Regions from separate parts of the Homo sapiens genome. Here region 1 is linked to region 2. Evidence: chromatin loops called from intact Hi-C (ENCODE). Cell type or tissue: uterus. All regions are shown on one strand. Each heading gives the region's core, and the rest is flanking DNA. Links, peaks and the distances in the headings are about the cores only.

Region 1 (10,593 bases), core at 1,141-9,140, 1.3 Mb before region 2:
TTTATATAATTTACATAAAAACATAGACTCGTATGTAGTAGAAAACTACAAATGCAAAGTGTTAGCTTATTGTCTACTTGATCCCTTCATTGGGAATGTAGAATTTCCAACCTGGAATGTTGAATACATGGGCATTTCAATAAGTTTTTTAATTGTTAATGTAAAAAAAAAGATGAAAGTCTTTGTGAATTAGAATCTATTTTTGCAGAGTTAGAACAATAATTTTGAAGAAAGTATTTTTAAAGTAGAGGAGCTAGTAGAAGCATGTCTAGCCTCCACAGCTATAGCTGGATCTGCTAAAACTCAGGAGTACATGCGATTAGATAGGCAAAAACTTTACCTTATACTGAAATCATCACAAACTTCTTCATGTATTAATATAATCTTTTGTGCTAGATTCAACCTCATACTTTTTATGGAAATACGTCATTGAGGCGATCAAATCTGGTGTGAAATAACAAACACATGTTAAATTGTCCATCGCACAATTGACATTTTAGTAAAGATATGTCATTATATTTAAAAGCAGTGGTTCTCAACAAGGGGGTCTTTTTGCCCCTCACAGTTCATTTGGAAAAAATCTGCATTTTTGATTGTCATGGCTTGAGGGGAGGGGTTGCTACTGGCATCTAGAGCAAGCTTGTCCAACCTGTGGTCCAGGATGGCTTTGAATGCAGCCCAACATAAACTTGTACACTTTCTTAAAACATTATGTTATTTTTTGCTTTTTTAAAAATCTCAACTATTGTTAGTATTAGTGTATTTTAGGTGTGGCCCAAGACAATTCATCTTCTCTCAGTGTGGCCCAGAGAAGCCAAAAGATTGGACACCCCTGAGTGGACAGAGGCCAGGCACGCTGTTAAACAATCCTGTAATGCAGAGGAAAATGCCTACCACACACAACAAAGTATTTTCCCTCCAAAAATGTCAATAGGGCCAAAGTTGAAAATCTTTTAAATGTAATTTTTACTTTCCTGACATGAAAGTTATAAATAATAATCATCGCACTTAAGCTTTATTCTTATGTTTAGTCTTAATGAGAAGAACTTATGAATAATTTACTAAAATAATATATTTGGAGAGAATCAAAATAATAAGACCTGAAAATAAATGCTGATTCAGTAACCCTTTTCCCTACTTGGAGTTCAGTGATATGTTCTTACTACTTTTCCAAATGTAATGATGAACCCATAGGGCAAAATGCAGTCCATTTAGAATTACTTATCATTTGGTTTTTAGAAAATAAACATATACAGGAAGTTAGAAGAAAAATAGGCACTATTAACAGCAGCCTTGCACGCTAAGGAAGATAAAATGAAGCTTGCTTACCTCAAGCCCTAGCTTAAAATTACTGTCCAGTGTTCCTTTTAGACATCACATATTTACTTAAGGTCACATAGTGATCCAAAGCTGTGGTCAAAATGTTGCACTTTTCAAATCCATCACAGGACAGTGTATGATAGGAGGAGTCAATAATTATGCCCTGTTGTGTTTCCTTTGACTGGAAGTTCATTAGCCAGCATGTCTGCATTGCTGGTAAGGTTCTTACTGATAGCACAAATGACATTAGGAGGAAATGTTGGTTCTAAATGTGCTGTGCTATAAGCTGAAACTGAATGTAAAAAAAAAAAAAAAAGGAACACGTGAATTTGCTATTCATTGGACACATATAGCGTTATTTTTACTGTTTTGAAGATGATAAAGTGATCCTCATATATTCCTAGTTATTTGTTTATAATCTCTCCACACAGCAGATTAAAAATATATGTTGGTCAAAAATAAACAGTTATATTAAAAAGGAAAAGGTAAATATATTTCAAAACGAAATATAATGGATATAATGAGAAAAAGAATTCTGACTTCAAAATGAAGCCAATATTGGGGGCAAAGTGGGTTGTGGTTAAGAAAATGGAGACATTTTAGCTGATATTAGTGTAAGATTTTTGCAATTGGTGGTGAAAAGTGAAACCATAAAAATGGGGTATAGCATAAAAGTTGGGGAAGCACTGAGTATATCAAAAAAATGATACCTTGGTCATTTTTGGTAATAAGGGGAGATTAGGACAATATTGTGGAGAGTTCATTTTAATTAGGAGACAAAGTGAAGCTCTTTATAAAAAGAGATATGACAAGAGTTGGGCTCTAGAAAATATTTTTAAAATTCCAGGGTAGAGAAATCTTGTTTTATTTCTCTCTTATTTTCTAGAGACATGTGCAGTACTCAGGAGTAGAGTACAAGTTTTTGGTCTGCTTAGTAAATGAGAAAAAAATTCAAGTTGGGCCCAAATGAGTTCATTCATAATTATCTTTAATATGTTAGTAATCTAGTAACTCACTTTAGGCTACATTTTACCATTTTTAGAAGCAAATTATGGTATGCAGTATAAATGCAAAAGTAATGCAAAGGAAATGATTACATCCATATCTACCTTGTCTTAAACCATGGTAGCATTTTTAAAACCATGCATATAGATTATAGCTCTAACAGACACTTCACCAAATCCTTACTAAATTATCTTTTGGATACCAGTTTTACGAATTAATCTATAGCCTGACTTTATTGAGGTGGGAGGTTTTCATTGGAAGCATTAATTTATATAATTAAGGATGTTTCATTGTCTAATGTTCTTGGTTAGGACTTTATAAGCGCCAACATGTGTCTATCACTGTATGAGTCTGTTCTCACACTGCTGTGAAGAAATCCCCAAGACTGAGTACTTTATAAAGAAAAAAGGTTTAATTGACTCACAGTTCCATGTGGCTGGGGAGGCCTCAGGAAACTTAAAATCATGGCGGAAAGCATCTCTTCGCCAGGCAGCAGGAGAGAGAATAAGTGTTGAGCGAAGGGGAAAGCCACTTAAAAACCATCAGACCTCGTGAGAAATTACTCACTATCACGAGAATAACATGGGGGAAACCGTACCATGGTTCAATTACCTCTGGATCTCTCCCACAACACGTGGGGATTATGGGAACTACAACTGAAGATGAGATTTGTGTGGGAACACAGCCAAACCATATCAATCATCATGCACCCAAATATGTATGGTTGTTTCCTTAGTTTTATTTGCTGCAAATAATTTGGTATTTTGGTCTTCTGGAAGCTTCTCTATTATTGTCTCTCCTCCCTAATTCATTCATATTCCCATTGAATTTGGGCCTCCTATGTGCACAATTATGAACCACAACCTGATACCACAACATTTGCTCCCTGATATTAATAAATATTTTTAATGTTCTAGTGAATAATTATTCCAAATCCAACTTTATGAACTCGGTTCTGATTCCAGAACTCTGTTCTGAGTTCTTGAGATTTGGATTTGGAATCACTATTCGTGAGAAGATTAATAATAATTTCTCATTTAGCAAATTCAAAATTTCAAACAATAAAAATTATTTTAAAGAGTGATTTTGTTAAATGTAGTTTTGACATGAAATGGTTAAAATTATAATGGATATAGATGTCAGTAACAAAAGCAAACTCTGACTTGAAAATCAGTTTATTTTGACTAATCTGTATGGATTCATTTAATGTATTAAATTATGTGCTGATTAATAGGATGGCATTAGTTCTACTATGTTAAACTCTTCAGACTAGACTTTTATATTTGATGCTTGCAGTTGTCTTTTCTTCATAATTTTACTTGTCAAAAAGTACTGCTTATTTTGGGGTCTACTTAGAAAAGTAGTACTGCTTCTGAAGAGCGTAACATTTACTTAGAATATCCCAGATATGCAGTATCAATAGAATGTTTCTTTTATTTATCATGTTATTCAACTGCACATTTTTCATTTAGCATGAAGTCTTTGGCTTAGGGCATAAAAAATAAAGAATAAGGCTACAAAAAGGGAAGCTAAATAATCACTTAAAATAATATTTTATTATCACTCTGCTTATGGAGGCCCTGATATTAGGTGAACTATCACTATGAAAAAGGGGGAGGACACAGGGTTACTGAAATGCATACAGGCTGTTGACTATTTGTGTAAGCTGATTATTTTTGAAGTTATCTTAGAGGATTATTTTAAATGTTGCATGCTTCAGTAGGTGCCTAGTAGGTCCTAATTATTTCCAAGATATTTTCCTTGATATTTTAAAAATAAATTTTAATAGATATTCAAAATGAGTTACTAGTTTTTGTGGCTCTTTATAAAGTAACTATAAAATGCAATCTCAGATATCAAAGGTTAGTGCACTCTGACAAAGCTTAAATTGTAATTTTAATTTGCCCTTTCTCTCTGAATCTATTTTTAGGAACTGGGACTTGTCATTACTGGAACTCTTCCGGTCTTCAACATAACCGGCCAATTTGAAAATAAGACAAACTTAAAGGTTAAAAGTTAATTGATAAAATTAATAATAATAAATGACAAACTGTGACGTTGAAGCTCAACATGGATAAGATATTTCCATAAGAAAATACATGCAGTGTAATTGTCTTGTGAGGCCAGAGGTCAAAGGCAACAGCTGCCTATGCGATAACCACCTGGGAAAAAGGAAATGCAGGTCAAACTCTCTGTTGCCCTAGAGCCAAGATTCAACTTAACTCCACTTAACTATGACCTGATGAGAACACAGAGTCAGACTCTGGGAGTAATTATATGATAAATGGACAGTAATATTGTGTGCACATTTTAAGAATCCATCTGAGCTATTAATGGAGTTTAGAAAGAAAAATCCAAAGACCAAAAGCATGGCGATGTTTGTATCAGGTGTACATTGGTATATTAAATCATTCCTCCCCAACTCCCAAACAATAGCTTTTTAAAAATTATCTTGTAACTTAAGGATCTGATTTAAATTAATATTTCTCTTTTTTTTTCTATTTTTAGGATACAGGAAGAATAATTTCATAGAATGCTTAATTTTTATAGCACTGGTTTTTTGTCAATGCAGTAAAATGCCTATTTAAAAGTTCTAAAAATTATTTATCTTGTACTTATTATTTGTTAAATGCTTTTGATTTTAAATAGGATTGCATTCCAATTTTTTAGCTTGATTCAGAAGGAATTTGAGATTTTGAAGTTAAGACTTTTTTAATACTAGAAACTGATTTTATAATGTAGGTGATATACTTGATTTGAGTAGATATTTATTTCCAGTTTATGGTTTCATGACGTCTGCTGCACTTAAGCATTGTTTGATCAGTTATTATATATCTCAGTTGAACTCCTTATGTTAATAAGGTGGCCATAGAAAACAGTTATTTCTCTTTGGGGGCCTATTACCATTCTTAACTATCTGCAGGTTCTAAATATTGTAACTCATAAAAGAGTAACTCTCACTTTCTCATACGTGTTCACAGATCTCACTGTGAACTAAGAGATTGCTTCAGTTGGGAAGTTTTTGCTCAGACTAGGATTGGTTCATGGAAAAGAGCATAGTTGTTGATACAACTTTCTTACTCTATCTGTGCCTACACAAGGTTTAAATGTTTTTGTAATTACTAGATTTTATAATTTTTTGCTTATTATTTTATAATTTATATAATTCCATTTGAAACAACAATTTTGGACCCAAAATTTTAAAACAATTTCCATCTTTATGTCCCATAGAAGATTATGATAGCAGTTTGCCACAAGCCTCCTCTACTTGCACCTAAAACTATGATGCCTGTTGCTTGGTATATAGAAGTTATTAGCAGTGACTAGAAATAGTGTTTTGAGGATTTTATCACCAATATGGTCACATACTTTTAGGATAGTTACATACACAGGAACTATCTGCAGCAAAAATCCAATGTGTTCTTATTCTATATTGTATAATCTTTAAGCTGGACATTCTTGTGGTTTCTTAATTATAGTAAACCATAAAGTCAATCTAAACTCACATATATAGACACACAGCTATAAGGGCTGACCGTACAATAGCAGTGAAAATAAATATTAGAAGAAAAGGGTACAAGAAGTGTCAAACATTTTTATTTATCCTTTATATATTTTAGCCTCAATTATCTAGATTTTCTTTGCTAAGTTAAATGATGATGATAAAGTTGTGGGAAACAAAGCTGAGAATCCTTGTAAATTGACACTGAGAGTGCTTCACCCTATATATACATTTAAACTAATGTGGAATATAACCATAATGCAAGCAAAAGATGATCATATGATAATTGTGTAAAAATACGTAAATTTTTGACATAAAATGCCATTTTTTGCCCTCTTATTATAGAACCAGCTGATTCTTGGTGTGATGGGAGTAGATGTGTCTTTGGAAGATATTAAAAGACTGACACCACGTTTTACAGTAAGATGAAATTTGCTCTTTTGATACCCTTTCTAGTTTAGAACTCTGTACTAACTTAGCTTGGCACTTAGGTAATTCTCAAAAATTATGGGCAGTTATCTTAGCAAAGGAACTAAATGGTTAAAAGCATCTCTAAAATAAAATGATTCCATGTTATCTTTCAACATGCTATACAATGTGTATTTAATACATTATGTATTTAAAAGAATATAGATTTCTAATTGTGACTCAGGCATATCCAAGCTTTTTTTTTTTTTTCTTTTCCAGCTGTGCCCCAATGGGTATTACTTTGCAATCGATCCTAATGGTTATGTTTTATTACATCCAAATCTTCAGCCAAAGGTCAGTATATAATTTGTTTACAGTGATTAGTGTTTTGTAGAATTAATGATTAATGTTCTTAATAGGATTGTTGTTTTAAAATTTACCGTATAACACTAAATATCAAAGTACAGTCTCTAATGCGTCTCTCTTCTTAGATGACAAGGACCACACATGATACTATATGAAAGTGTGAAAGCAGTTTTCATTTTCTGTTACCAATTTAGCTGCAACATTTTTATCTCAAAGACAGCCATTATCACCCACTGAGCCTCAATTTCATGCATCCCACTTCTGACTTTGATTTTAAGGCTGTAAGATAAAAAGGATATTGCTCCAGACAGGAGTGTGAACCTGATAAATATTAGTAATGTTTATTTATGTCCAGGCCACATTTTCTATTGCCCTTCTCTTCTAGTAATTAACTCTGCTTTCCATCTCCCAGAATGGTTTTCCTTTTACTTTAGGACAGGCCTGTAAACAGATGTAAGAGATTGTATAAGTAAAATCCATGTGATGGGCTTCAGAAATGGGAAGTATTTATTAATCAGCAAGTTAATCTGAAAGAGATAAAATGCCATCGATGAACCATATTATCCTAATTTTTATGCCTATTTTCTCAAGATACAAGATATTTTCACAAATTACCTTGTACAACTCATTTCACTCTTCATGAACTGTTTCACAGGGCATTAATAGCAAAATTTATTTAGACGTCTTATAATTGTAACTTTAGAAGCATCCTTTTAGTTATTGTTATACTTTGAAGATAATGTTGAAGATCCTTTAAACCATGCAGACTTATGCATACTACTACTTTCTCCCGAGTCATGGATAGTTAATGTTAGTCATATATTAGAATATATCACAAGTGTGTGAACATACTCACACAAAAACTTGTGTTATTTAAATATGGTTCAAATCCATAAGAGAACTATTGATATTGAATGCAAAAATACATTAAATGTAATATATTAATTATATATTTTAATACATTAAATAATATTACATTTTATAACTAATGTCTATTTTAGTTTATCTGACTTTGGAACGTATTTCCATATCAAATTCATCACATAATTATCTGTAGCACGTGTAGCTGTTGATCACCCTAGTTATGTTTAAATGTGTTGTTTTAATATAAATGTTGCATAAGTACTTTTTCATATTATTATTAAACTACCACAGCTCTTTAAAAGCATATCCTGTTAAATTCCTCTTAAAAGAGTAATTTATGTTTGGCTAATCATCCTATGATTTTGCTATAGCTTGAAAACTTTTTATATCTTAAATTTTTTTATAATTTTGAAGTATTATTGTTTGGGCTTTGTATATCCAGTGTATTTTCAATTAAATTCCCCTAACTAAAGTAATTCAAAAGGAATAAAAGTGTAATGTGGGCTGGGCGTGGCGGCTCATGCCTGTAATCCCAGCACTTTGGGAGGCCCAGGCGGGCAGATCACCTGAGGGCAGGAGTTGGAGACCAGCCTGGCCAACATGGTGAAACCCTGTCTCTACTAAAAATACAAAATTAGCCGGGTGTGGTGGCACATGCCTATAATCCCAGCTATTTGGGAGGCTGAGTCAGGGAGAATCTCTTGAACCCGGGAGGCGGAGGTTGCAGTGAGCCGAGACCACGCCATTGCACTCCAGCCTGGGCAACAAGAGCGAAACTCCATCTCAAAAAAAAAAAAAAAAAGTAATGTGATGAAGGGTGTGAAGGATCTCTACTTTTGTGATTATAAACCTTAACCCTTACCCAAAGGAACTAACATATATCATAGACAGAAGAATAAGTACAATAATGCATATATGATTTATATATATATATCTATATATCTATATATATAAATCTACCATCTAAGGGCTGTAACAATTTAGGCAGTTTTCATAGTGAAAGAGAAGTAATAATTTGAAGTTTTTTTCCTTTTCTACATTCTTCTACTAATAACCAGTATTTATGTAGAAAATATTACTATTTGAATGACATTAACCTATATTTGGCTCGTATTTGAAATAATTCACTAAAATTTATAATATTACAGAGAAAACAAATTCTTTAGCAACTTCATTAAAGCCCAATTGATATTTTTCTTCCATATTATAAATTAGCTTTGCATATCTTTATATTTGGATTTTATTAAAGCAAATATTAATATGTAACAGAAAGACATTTCCAAAAATACTATTTCAGAACACCATGAAAAAGAAATTATTCTGAACATCAATTTATTCTTTATTTCTGAAATTCATGCTTATGAATTCTCATCATTAATTCAGTAAATATTATGATTTCCATTTATGATTCCATTTAGTGGCTAAAGGAGCACGCTATACAGATTGATACAAGACCTCATAAAAGGATGATATAGTATAAGATAATTGCTTTAGAAATCAACAAATACAAAGGAACATATGGTAACAGTATACTAACAAAATCTTAATTATTTTATCAGAAATTCATTAATACAAGTGAAGAAAAATAATGCTATATCTATAGCAGCCATTATTATTTAACAAGGTGAAAGTCTAATGTTATGCAAGTATTCCTCTTTTTTTTTTTGTAGAAGATGAGTGTTCTTTAAAAGCCCCCAGAATATCATAAAATAGCTACGGACTTTTCACATATTTAATTTTTTAAGGATTCATAACATTTTCTCAGTGTGTACTTTTACCAGCATGACCACATTTTGACGTATGTTGAATTATGTATTCTGCTTTATTCCAAAATGGATTTTAACTTTCTTCCGTTTTGTGTCATTGAAGTAGCCAGGTTAGGTCTACTTAATTAGATATCTCATTTTGTTCAATTCTAAGAAATATGTATTGTATAGGAAATTGTGCATAATCTATGTTTGAGAAGTTAATATTTAAAATAAATCTACACTGTTATGGTTACATTCTCTATTAGTTTCATAGATATAACATTTGGTATCACTTCAGAAAACAAAGGCACAAATATGAAACGTTAAAACTTTTTAATATCGTACAATTTTCTTGGTTCATTCAGGCTGCTATAACAAAATACTATAGACTGGGTGGCTTATAAACAGAATTTAGTAACTCACAGTTCTGAAGACTGGGAAGTTCAAGATGAAGGCTTGGACAGATTGGTGTTCTGTAAGGGCTTGCCTCCCTCTAGACAGCCATCTTCTCACTCTAACCTCACATGGAGGAGAAGGGGTGAGACGTGTCTCTCTCTAGGGCGTCTTTTACAAGGGCACCAGTCCCATTCATGAGGGACCCACCAACCAAGACCTAATCACCTCCCAAAAGCCTTTGGATACCATCATCTCTGGAGATGAGGATTTCAACATATGAATTGAGGGATGGACATTAAAAATATTTATATTTGGGTCAATTTTTTGAGAAAATTGTTATTTCTCTCTCTCTCTCTCTCTTTTTTTTTTTTTTTTTTTTTTGTCAAATCAATGGAAAAGTAATCTGGGACAAACAACCATTTTTCCCACTTCCCAAATACGTACTTTTCTAGAAAAAGAAAAATAATAGTCATTTTTCTTAAAAATGTAACAGTTTGTATTCATTGAAGATATTTTTACATTCTTATTTTATTGACTCATGAACTCCATACCTACCAAATATTTTGAATTCTATCATTTAGACCTTTTTGCAATCAAGGAAATATCTGACGAAAATTGATTATAGGATAGAACCCGTACCTATGTTGACATGTACTATGATGAATTACCATTTTTCTGTTGCTTCAGCCTATTGGTGTAGGTATACCAACAATTAATTTAAGAAAAAGGAGACCCAATATCCAGGTAACTGTGAATGAAGGTAGCCTTAACAGTGCTTTCAAATTTGCTAAATCCAAGTTGGGATTAAGCTTCTGTTCTTAAAGCTTATAATTAAAGCTGCCTTTCCTGACATCAAGCTTCCAGAGCATGAAATGAGATGAGCATCATTTCTTAATAAGCTGGAGCAAAAATGTTATTAATGATGGTAGAGGGTGTGTATTGGCTAACCAAAGATTGCAAAGTCAATTATGGAATCAAGTTAAT
Region 2 (10,593 bases), core at 1,150-9,149:
AAAAAACTAGCTCCTAGATTCATTGCTTTTTTTTAAAAGGGTTTTTCGTGTCTCTATCTCCTTCAGTTCTGCTCTGATCTTAATTATTTCTTGTCTTCTGCTAGCTTTTGAATTTGTTTGCTCTTGCTTCTCTAGTTCTTTTAATTGTGATGTTAGGGTGTCAATTTTAGATCTTTCCCACTTTCTCCTGTGGGCATTTAGTGCTATAAATTTCCCTCCGAACACTGCTTTAGCCGTGTCCCAGAGATTCTGGTAAGTTGTGTCTTTGTTCTCATTGGTTTCAAAGAACTTATCTATATCTGCCTTAATTTTGTTATTTACCCAGTAGTCATTAAGGAGCAGGTTGTTCAGGTTCCATGTAATTGTGCGATTTTTGAGTGAGTTTCTTAATCCTGAGTTCTAATTTGATTGCACTGTGGTCTGAGAGACTGTTTGTTATGATTTCTGTTCTCTTGCATTTGCTGAGGAGTGTATTACTTCCAATTATGTGGTCAATTTTAGAATAAGTGGAATGTGGTGCTGAGGAGAATGTATATTCTGTTGATTTTGGGTGGAGAGTTTCATAGATGTCTATCAGGTCCTCTTAGTCCAGAGCTGAGTTCAAGTCCTGAATATCCTTGTCAATTTTCTTTCTTGTTGATCTGTCTAATATTGACAGTGGAGTGTTAAAGTCTCCCTATTATTGTGTGGGAGTCTAATGTAGGTCTCTAAGAACTTGCTTTGTGAATCTGGGTGCTCCCGTATTGGGTGCATATATATTTAGGATAGTTAGCTCTTCTTGTTGAATCGTTCCCTTTACCATTATGTAATGGCCTTCTTTGTCTCTTTTCATCTTTGTTGGCTTACAGTCTGTTTTATCAGAGACTAGGATCGCAACCCCTGCTTTTTCTTTGCTTTCCATTTGCTTGGTAAATATTCCTCTATCCCTTAATTTTGAGCCTATGTGTGTCTTTGCACATAAGATGGGTCTCCTCAATACAGCACACTGATGGGTCTTGACTCTTTATCCAATTTGCCAGTCTGTGTCTTAATTGGGGCATTTAGCCCATTTACCTTTAAGGTTAATATTCTTATGTGTGAATCTGATCCTGTCATTATGATGCTAGCTGGTTATTTTGTCCATTAGTTGATGCAGTTTCTTCATAGTGTTGATGGTATTTACAATTTGGCATGTTTTTGCAGTGGCTGGTACCAGTTTTTCCTTTCCATGTTTACTGCTTCCTTCAGGAGCTTTTGTAAGGCAGCCCTGGTGGTGACAAGATCTCTCATATTTGCTTATCTGTCAAGGATTTTATTTCTCCTTCACTTATGAAACATAGTTTGGCTGTATATGAAATTCAGGGTTGAAAATGCTTTAAGAATGTAGAATATTGGCCCCCACTCTCTTCTGGCTTGTAGGGTTTCTGCAGAGATATCCACTGTTAGTCTGATGGGCTTCCCTTTGTGGGTAACCCAACCTTTCTCTCTTGCTGCCCTTAACATTTTTTCCTTCATTTCAACCTTGGTGAATCTGATGATTATGTGTCTTGGGGTTGCTATTCTCGAGGAGTATCTTTGTGGTGTTCTCTGTATTTCCTGAATTTGAATGTTGGCCTGTCTTGCTAGGTTGGGGAAGTACTCCTGGATAATACCCTGAAGAGTGTTTTCCAACTTGATTCCATTCTCCCTGTCACTTTCAGGTATACCACTCAAATGTAGGTTTGGTCTTTTCACACAGTCCCATATTTCTGGGAGGCTTTGTTCATTCCTTTTCATTCTTTTTTCTCTAATCTTGTCTTCACACTTTATTTCATTAAGTTGGTCTTCCATCTCTGATATCCTTTCTTCCACTTGATTGATTCAGCTATTGATACTTGCGTATGCTTCACGAAGTTCTCGTGCTGTGTTTTTCAGCTCCATCGGGTCATTTATGTTCTTCTCTAAACTGGTTATTCTAGTTAGCAATTCCTCTAACCTTTTTTCATGGTTCTTAGCTTCCTTGCACTGGGTTAGAATATGCTCCTTTAGCTCGGAGGAGTTTGTTATTAACCACCTCTGAAGCCTACTTCTGTCCCTTCATTAAACCCATTCTCTGTCCAGTTTTGTTCCCTTGCTGGTGAGGAGATGTGATCCTTTGTAGGAGAAAAGGCATTCTGGTTTTTGGAATTTTTGCCTTTTTGCGCTGGTTTTTCCTCATCTTTGTGGATTTATCTACCTTTGGTCTTTGATGTTGGTGACCTTTGAATTGGGTTTCTGAGTGGATATCCTTTTTGTTGATGTTGATGCTATTCCTTTCTGTTTGTTAGTTTTCCATCTAACAGGCCCTTCTGCTGCAGGTCTGCTGGAGTTTGCTGGAGGTCCACTCCAGACCCTGTTTGCCTGGGTGTCACCAGCAGAGGCTGCAGAATAGCAAAGATTGCTGCTTGTTCCTTCCTCTGGAAGCTTCATCCCAGAGGGGCACCCTGCAGATGCCAGCCAGAGCTCTCCTTTATGAGATGTCTGTCAACCCCTGCTGGGAGGCATGTCCCAGTCAGGATACATGGAGGGTCAGGGAACCACTTGAGGAGGCAGTCTGTCCCTTAGCAGAGCTTGAATGCTGTGCTGGGAGATCTGCTGCTCTCTTCAGTGCTGGCAGGCAGGGACATTTAAGTCTGCTGAAGCTACCCCTTCCCCCAGGTGCTCTGTCCCAGGGAGATGGGGGTGCTGCCTTTTTTTCAAAGATGCCCTGCCCAGAGAGGAGGAATCTGGAGAGGCACTCTGGCTACAGCGGCTTTACTAAGTTGTGGTGGGGTCCACCCCATTCGAACTTCCAGGCATCTTTGTTTATACTGTAAGGGGAAAACTGCCTATTGAAGCCTCAATAATGGTGGACACCCCTCCTCCCACCAAGTTCCAACATCCCAGCTCAACTTCAGACTGCTATGCTGGCAGCGAGAATTTCAAGCTAGTGGATCTTAGCTTGCTGAGATTCATGGGGATGGGATCTGCCCAGCTAGACCACTTGGCTCCCTGGTTTCAGCCCCTTTTCCAGTGGAGTGAACGGTTCTGTCTTGCTTCTGTTCCAGGCACCACTGGGGTATGAAAAAAGACTCCTGCAGCTAGCTCGGTGTCTGCCCAAATGGCCGCCCAGTTTTGTGCTTGAAACCCAGGGCCCTGGTGGTGTAGGCACCTGAAGGAATCTCCTGCTTTGTGGGTTGTGAAGGCCATGGGAAAAGTGTAGTATCTGGGCCAGAGTGTACTGTTCCTCATGGCACAGTCCCTCATGACTTCCCTTGGCTAAGGGAGGGAGTTCCCTGACCCCTTGTGCTTCCTGGGTGAGACAATGCCCCACCCTGCTTTGGTTCGCCTTCTGTGGGCTGCACCCACTGTCTAACCAGTCCCAATGAGATTAGCCAGTTACCTCAGTTGGAATGCAGAAATTACCCACCTTCTGTGTTGATCTTGCTGAGAGCCGCAGACAGAGCTGTTCCTACTTGGCCATCTTGCCAAAGTGCCCGATTTGATACTTTTCTATTGCTGCTTTTAGAATTCTCTTTGTAATTCACTGTTGACAGTTTGATTATAATGCATCTCAGGACAGCTTTGTATTGAATCTATTCAAGCACCTTTGAGTTTCATGGATCCGGTTGCCCTATCTCTCCTAAGACGGAAAGTTTTCAGCAATTATTTCATTAAATAATCTGACTGTCCTTTTCTTTAACTGTTCTGCTTCTTGAAATCCTGTAATATGAATATGTGTTTGCTTAATGGTGTTCTGTAATTCCCATAGGTGTCTTTACTCTTTTTCATTTTTTCCTTTTTTCTGACTCATTTCGAAACTGAAGAAAATCCTTCTTCTCATATCTCATGTCTCAAATGTGTGACCTAGCGGTGCCCTCTACACAGTCACTCAAGAAGCCAAGCTGATGGCAGTCTGTGATCTCTTCTGTACTGTCAGTTATTGCAACAGTTGACAAAGATGTGAAAGCTCTTCAATGCTCCTGATGTTCATTGCCTGATACTTCCATCCACATGAAACTGGCCAGAATTTATAGCATTATTCTTTTTAATTGTAGGGGTCTGAAATATGCAGGGGGCAGAAAAGATGTTTAAGGACAACCGCTGTCTCTGCAACAGCCAACAGTCCTACTTAAATTCTTTTTATGAGCAAAGTTTTCATGGCATTAACAGATGACTCCTGTAAGTAATGATAGATTAACACCAACATTTTAAGATGTTGAGTAAAATTTGCCAGAGAATGAAGTATTGAATATAAAGAAAGATTAAATAGTAAGATATCTGACATATAAGAGTGAGAGAAGAATCTTAGAATAGTATAGCAGACAATTAAAGGAAAGTTTGGTGTTCTGTTTACAAAGAGTATCTGTGTAGTCCAGAAATGTATCATGTGGTACACAAAGATAAAACAATGCAGTCAATACTATGGTCAGATGATTAAGGTAAGCATGTCAGTGAAAGCCACGGAATAGGGAACACCATCAGCATTTCAAATATTGGGTATTTTATATGTACCCTTATTGGCATAGGTACTTTATAATCATGCATCGAATAAATGTGTGGCTATCTTACAGTGATTAAAAAGAGAAGTCAGGAAATAGAAGCAAGAAAAATAGTAACAGCAAGACTGTTCTTTTAAAAAATGTACCCTGCCTTCCTAAGCAATTATTCTTAAGGAAAAGGAATCCATGGTCATAAAACTTTACTAAACACTGAACATTAACTTTTCCTCTTAGATATTTATAATACAGTAAAGGCGCTGAGAAGCCTTCTAAGAAGACATCAATTTAATGTTGTTAACTGAATTTACTAAACTTTTTTCATAAATCTAGAAAGGGCAAAAAAATTAACCTTTAATGAAATATCACACCTGGAATACTGTTGGAAAAGACAGTTGTCCCTGGGCTTATTTTCCTACATGTCTTGCTGGGTATGCCCATAAAGGAAGGTCCTAATTTCTCCTTGCATGGGCCTACTCTTAGGTATATGTTTCTAGTGACAAGCTAGGAGGGATGAAGCAATGTCTTAGCCCTACTCTTAAACAAGAGGATGGTTTGCTTACTGCTTTTTCTCAAAGTGGTGGATTTTGGAACCTCAGTGTTCCTCAGCTGTGATACAAACCCACAAGGTGTGGAGCATCCACCTGGGCCCTATTGCACAGCCCCTGCAAGACTTAAAGTGGGGGCAACTGATGGAAAAGACTCTGATACTCATGTTTTTATTGTGCTGTAAATAACAAAGTCTTCTGTTTTTGTCCCGGGATTATCATGTGTATTCTGCCAACATCCATGACACAGTGCAGACTAACTTATTAGTAGGGTAAATTCAAATCCGGGACATCCATTATCATCACAACATGGTAGTATTCAATATTCACCACTTTCCTGAAGATTGAGCACTATGAGCAATTTTTCTAGGGCTACTGATTTGGGGAAAGGAGAAATGTGGGTTATTAAGCAATCAATTCATAGTCGCTATGATTCATCAAAGTTGCATGGTCTTAACATTTGAGTGCTTACTCTATTTCATTCACTGTTAGAAGCACTTTAAATGCATTAACTAATTTAATCCTCAAAGCCACTCTGTAATGAAGGTGCTAGTATCTTCATTTTACAGAGGAAGAAACTAAGACACCAGAGGGGTTAACTTTCTCAAAAGTACATAGTGAGGTGTGGGCCTGGAATTCAAACCCAGCCACAAGAAATATATTTGTATCCATCACACTAAGAAAAAAGAAATGTAACCTAGGGATTTTATATTTAGTCAATGTAGAAACCAGAACAATTATTATAGATGTAATAATAAAAGACCTAATTGAGGAAGCATTTTTTAAAATACAAAAACCTAAATTTGCAAATGTCTTCCTATAAAAAGAGAAGTAAATCAAAATTTTAAGTGTCCAAGAAGTATATAGAATATCTGAGGAGATGGCAGTGCCCTGCCAATTCAAGATTTAAACAGTCCTTTTTATTATTATTATTATTATTATTATTATTATACTTTTAGTTCCAGGTTACATGTGCAGTGTGCACATGTTTGTTACATATGTATACATGTGCCATGTTGTTGTGCTGCACCCATTAACTCATCATTTACATTAGGTATTTCTCCTAATGTTATCCCTCCCCCATGCCCCCACCCCACGACAGGTCCCAGTGTGTGATGTTCCCTACCCTCTGTCCAAGTGTTCTCATTATTCAGTTCCCACCTATGAGTGAGAACATGCAGTGTCTGGTTTTCTGTCCTTGCGGTAGTTTGCTCAGAATAATGGTTTCCAGTTTCATCCATGTCCCTACAAAGGACATGAACTCATCATTTTTTATGGCTGCATAGTATTCCACGGTGTATATGTGCCACATTTTCTTAATCCAGTCTATCATTGAGGGACATTTGGGTTGGTTCCAGGTCTTTGCTATTGTGAATAGTGCCGCAATAAACATACGTGTGCATGTGTCTTTATAGCAGCATGATTTATAATCCTTTGAGTATATACCCAGTAATGAGATGGCTGAGTCAAATGGTATTTCTAGTTCTAGATCCTTGAGGATTCGCCACACTGTCTTCCACAATGGTTGAACTAGTTTACATTCCCACCAACAGTGTAAAAGTGTTCCTATTTCTCCACATCCTCTCCAGCATCTGTTATTTCCTGACTTTTTAATGATCTCCATTCTAACTGGTGTGAGATAGTATCTCATTGTGGTTTTGATTTGCATTTCTCTGATGGCCAGTGATGATGAGCATTTATTCATGTGTCTGTTGGCTGTGTAAATGTCTTCTTTTGAGAAGTGTCTGTTCATATCCTCTGCCCACTTTTTGATGGGGTTGTTTGATTTTTTCTTGTAAATTTGTTTAAGTTCTTTGTAGATTCTGGATATTAGCCCTTTGTCAGATGGGTAGATTGCAAAAATTTTCTCCCATTCTGTAGGTTGCCTCTTCACTCTGATGGTAGTTTCTTGTTCCATGCAGAAGCTCTTTAGTTTAATTAGATCTCATGTTTCTATTTTGGCTTTTGTTGCCATCGCTTTTGGTGTTTTAATTCAACAGCCCTTCATGCTAAAAACTCTCAATAAACTAGGTATTGATGGGATGTATTTAAAAATAATAAGAGCTATTTATGAAAAACCCACAGCCAATATCATACTGAATGGGCAAAAACTGGAAGCATTCCCTTTTAAAACTGGCACAAGACAGCGATGCCCTCTCTCACCACTCCTATTCAACATAGTGTTGGAAGTTCTGGCCAGGGCAATCAGGCAGGAGAAGGAAATAAAGGGTATTCAATTAGGAAAAGAGGAAGTCAAATTGTCCCTGTTTGCAGGTGACATGATAGTATACTTAGAAAACCCCATCGTCTCAGCCCAAAATCTCCTTAAGCTGATAAACAACTTCAGCAAAGTCTCAGGATACAAAATCAATGTGCAAAAATCACAAGCATTCCTATACACCAATAACAGACAAAGAGAGAGCCAAATCATGAGGGAATTCCCATTCACAATTGCTTCCAAGAGAATAAAATACCTAGGAATCCAACTTACAAGGGATGTGAAGGACCTCTTCAAGGAGAGCCACAAACCACTGCTCAACGAAATAAAAGAGGACACAAACAAATGGAATAACATTCCATGCTCATGTATAGGAAGAATCAACATCGTGAAAATGACCATACTGCCAAGGTAATTTATAGATTCAATGCCATCCAGATCAAGCTACCAATGACTTTCTTCACAGAATTGGAAAAAACTACTTTAAAGTTCATATGGAACCAAAAAAGAGCCCACATTGCCAAGACAATCCTAAGCCAAGACAACAAAGCTGGAGGCATCACACTACCTGACTTCAAACTATACTACAAGGCTACAGTAACCAAAACAGTGTGGTACTGGTACCAAAACAGATATATAGACCAATGGAACAGAACAGAGCCCTCAGAAATAATACCACACATCTACAACCATCTGATCTTTGACAAACCTGATGAAAACAAGAAATGTGGAAAGGATTCCCTATTTAATAAATGGTGCTGGGAAAACTGGCTAGGCATATGTAGAAAGCTGAAAGGATCCCTTCCTTACACCTTATACAAAAATTAATTCAAGATGGATTAAAGACTTAAATGTTAGACCTAAAACCATAAAAACCCTAGAAGAAAAGCTAGGCAATTCCATGCAGGACATAGCCATGGGCAAGGACTTCATGACTGAAACAGTTCTTAATCATTGAGATAATATTAAGCAGAATAGCTTCATTTGGATGGTAACCTGGACTTTAATCCCCAAAAGTGAAGAGTTCCATTTCTGACATGGCAAGGAAATTCAATCAACTAAAGAACATCTGTTTTTTAGTAGCCCCAATTCTGAATGGCATATCCTTTATATAGCTATGATTGGCTAATACAATAGGAAAGTTTCAGACTAATCCAGTCACTCAAATAATTATCCATTGTATCAAAATCTACAAAGTTCCAGCACTTTCTGGTCTAGGAACCAACAAACTGTGTCTTGTGTGCCAAATACAGCTTATCATATATATCATATATATGTGTATATATACATATATATGTGTATATATACATATATGTATATATGTGTGTATATATACATATATATGTATATATGTGTGTATATATACATATATATGTATATATGTGTGTATATATACATATATATGTCTATATGTGCGTATATGTGTGTATATATGTATATATGTATGTATATATGTATATATACATACATATATGTATATATACACACATATAATATATACATATTTATACACACATGCACATATATAAATACACATATATACATATATACACACATATATGTATATATACATATATACATATATACACATATGTATATATACATATATACATATATACACATATGTATATATACACATATGTATATATACACATACACATATGTATATATACACATACACATATGTATATATACACATACACATATGTATATATACACATACACATATGTATATATACACATACATGTATATATACACATATATGTATATATACACATACACATGTATACACATACACATATATGTATATATACACATACACATATATACACATATACACATATACACATATATACACATATACACATATATAAGTATATATACACATATACACATATACGTATATATACACATATATACACATATACGTATATATACACATAATACACATATACGTATAAATACACATATATACACATATACGTATATATACGTATATACACATATATACACGTATACGTATATACACATATATACACGTATACGTATATATACACATATATACACATATATACACATATACGTACATATACGTATATATACACCTGTGTACATACACGTATATACACGTATATATACACGTATGTGTACATACACATATATACACGTGTATATATACACGTATGTGTACATACACGTGTATACACGTATATATACACGTATGTGTTCATACACGTATATACACGTATATATACACGTATGTGTATATACACATATATATATAAAGATTTATTGGAACACAGCCATGACCATTTGTTATATATTGTCCGTGGCTATATTTTTTTGTGCCACAATGACAGTGCCAAGTAGTTGTCACAGAGCCTGTATGGCCTATACAGCCTAAAATATTTTCTATTTGGTCCTTTACAGAAAATTTGCCAATAACTGTTTTCTTGCTTAGTTACATTTTTATCAGATAAATATTTTATTCAACGTGTGTATTAAACTGAGTCAAATGTAGCTTTAATGTTTAGAAGTGAACCCTACTATTAATACATATTGAACTTACAGAGTTTTTGTTACTAGACAGTTCTACAGTCTGGCAATGAATGATAATAGTTGACTATAAAAGTTTAACTCATCTAATGGTATCAATGTTTAAACCCTCACATCAATTCGCCCATTTCATAATTACCTTTAGAGACTTCCCTTCCCATAAGGACTATAGATTTTCTCTATTACATTTCCCAAGACAGACCTTGCTAATTCTTTTGGCCTTTTGTCCACACAGATCTTAGACCTGTCTATGCATAATTCTTAACCAATTCAAGACTTTTTCAACTAAATGATTTCAAGCAATTATCAAATGATTGGTAAAAGAAATGTATTTGCCATTCAGGTCTTAGACTGCATATGATATTTATAATTCATTATTTAGTTAGCAAGCCTGCTGAACTTCATATTTTGCATGCTGAATTATTATAAACAAACCTTTTGTATTTAAACCCAACATGGAAACCATAGTGTTGCACTGTAAATTACTTAAAGGGAATGTTAGCCTCCAAGTACACTACCAGGCACTATCCGAGAGCTCTGTCCTAAAGGAACAAAAAAATTGTAGAACAATTCAAGATTATTAAATATCACAATTTATTGATCAACTTCAAATGCACAGTGAGAAGCTAGGGCAAAGAGAAAAGATAGATTTACAAGTTTAGGACAGAGTACTAAGGAGGGTAAAAGTCCCACTATATATGAATCCTGAAGTACACAATATTCATATGTTCTGTCTCTCTGTTGCATCAACTTTCTCTTTTAATGGTGGGGTTACTAAAACCAGATTTGGAGTAT

The links. Hi-C counts contacts between places; a loop is a spot of excess contacts. Peaks named below come from ENCODE experiments on the same cell type or tissue, not always from the same donor. Only the 100,000 strongest peaks of a DNase experiment are listed, where the experiment ranks them.
Region 1: it touches region 2 in a loop (16-fold over the local background); 2 of 110 quality-filtered maps call a loop at or near these places.

What each region holds. Positions count from the first base shown.
Region 1 is chr7:82,001,419-82,012,011 of GRCh38, reverse strand. CACNA2D1 (calcium voltage-gated channel auxiliary subunit alpha2delta 1) reads left to right here. Exons shown (of 39, transcript NM_000722.4): 16 at 4,256-4,333; 17 at 6,173-6,247; 18 at 6,515-6,589. CACNA2D1-AS1 (CACNA2D1 antisense RNA 1) reads right to left here and starts at 2,835. Exons shown (of 4, transcript NR_110077.1): 1 at 2,750-2,835. In uterus, for the core only: no CTCF peak of the experiment used is centred there; no DNase peak of the experiment used is centred there.
Region 2 is chr7:80,681,623-80,692,215 of GRCh38, reverse strand. No RefSeq gene overlaps it. Among named protein-coding and RNA genes, the nearest start is that of CD36, 48 kb to the right of the region's middle. In uterus, for the core only: no CTCF peak of the experiment used is centred there; no DNase peak of the experiment used is centred there.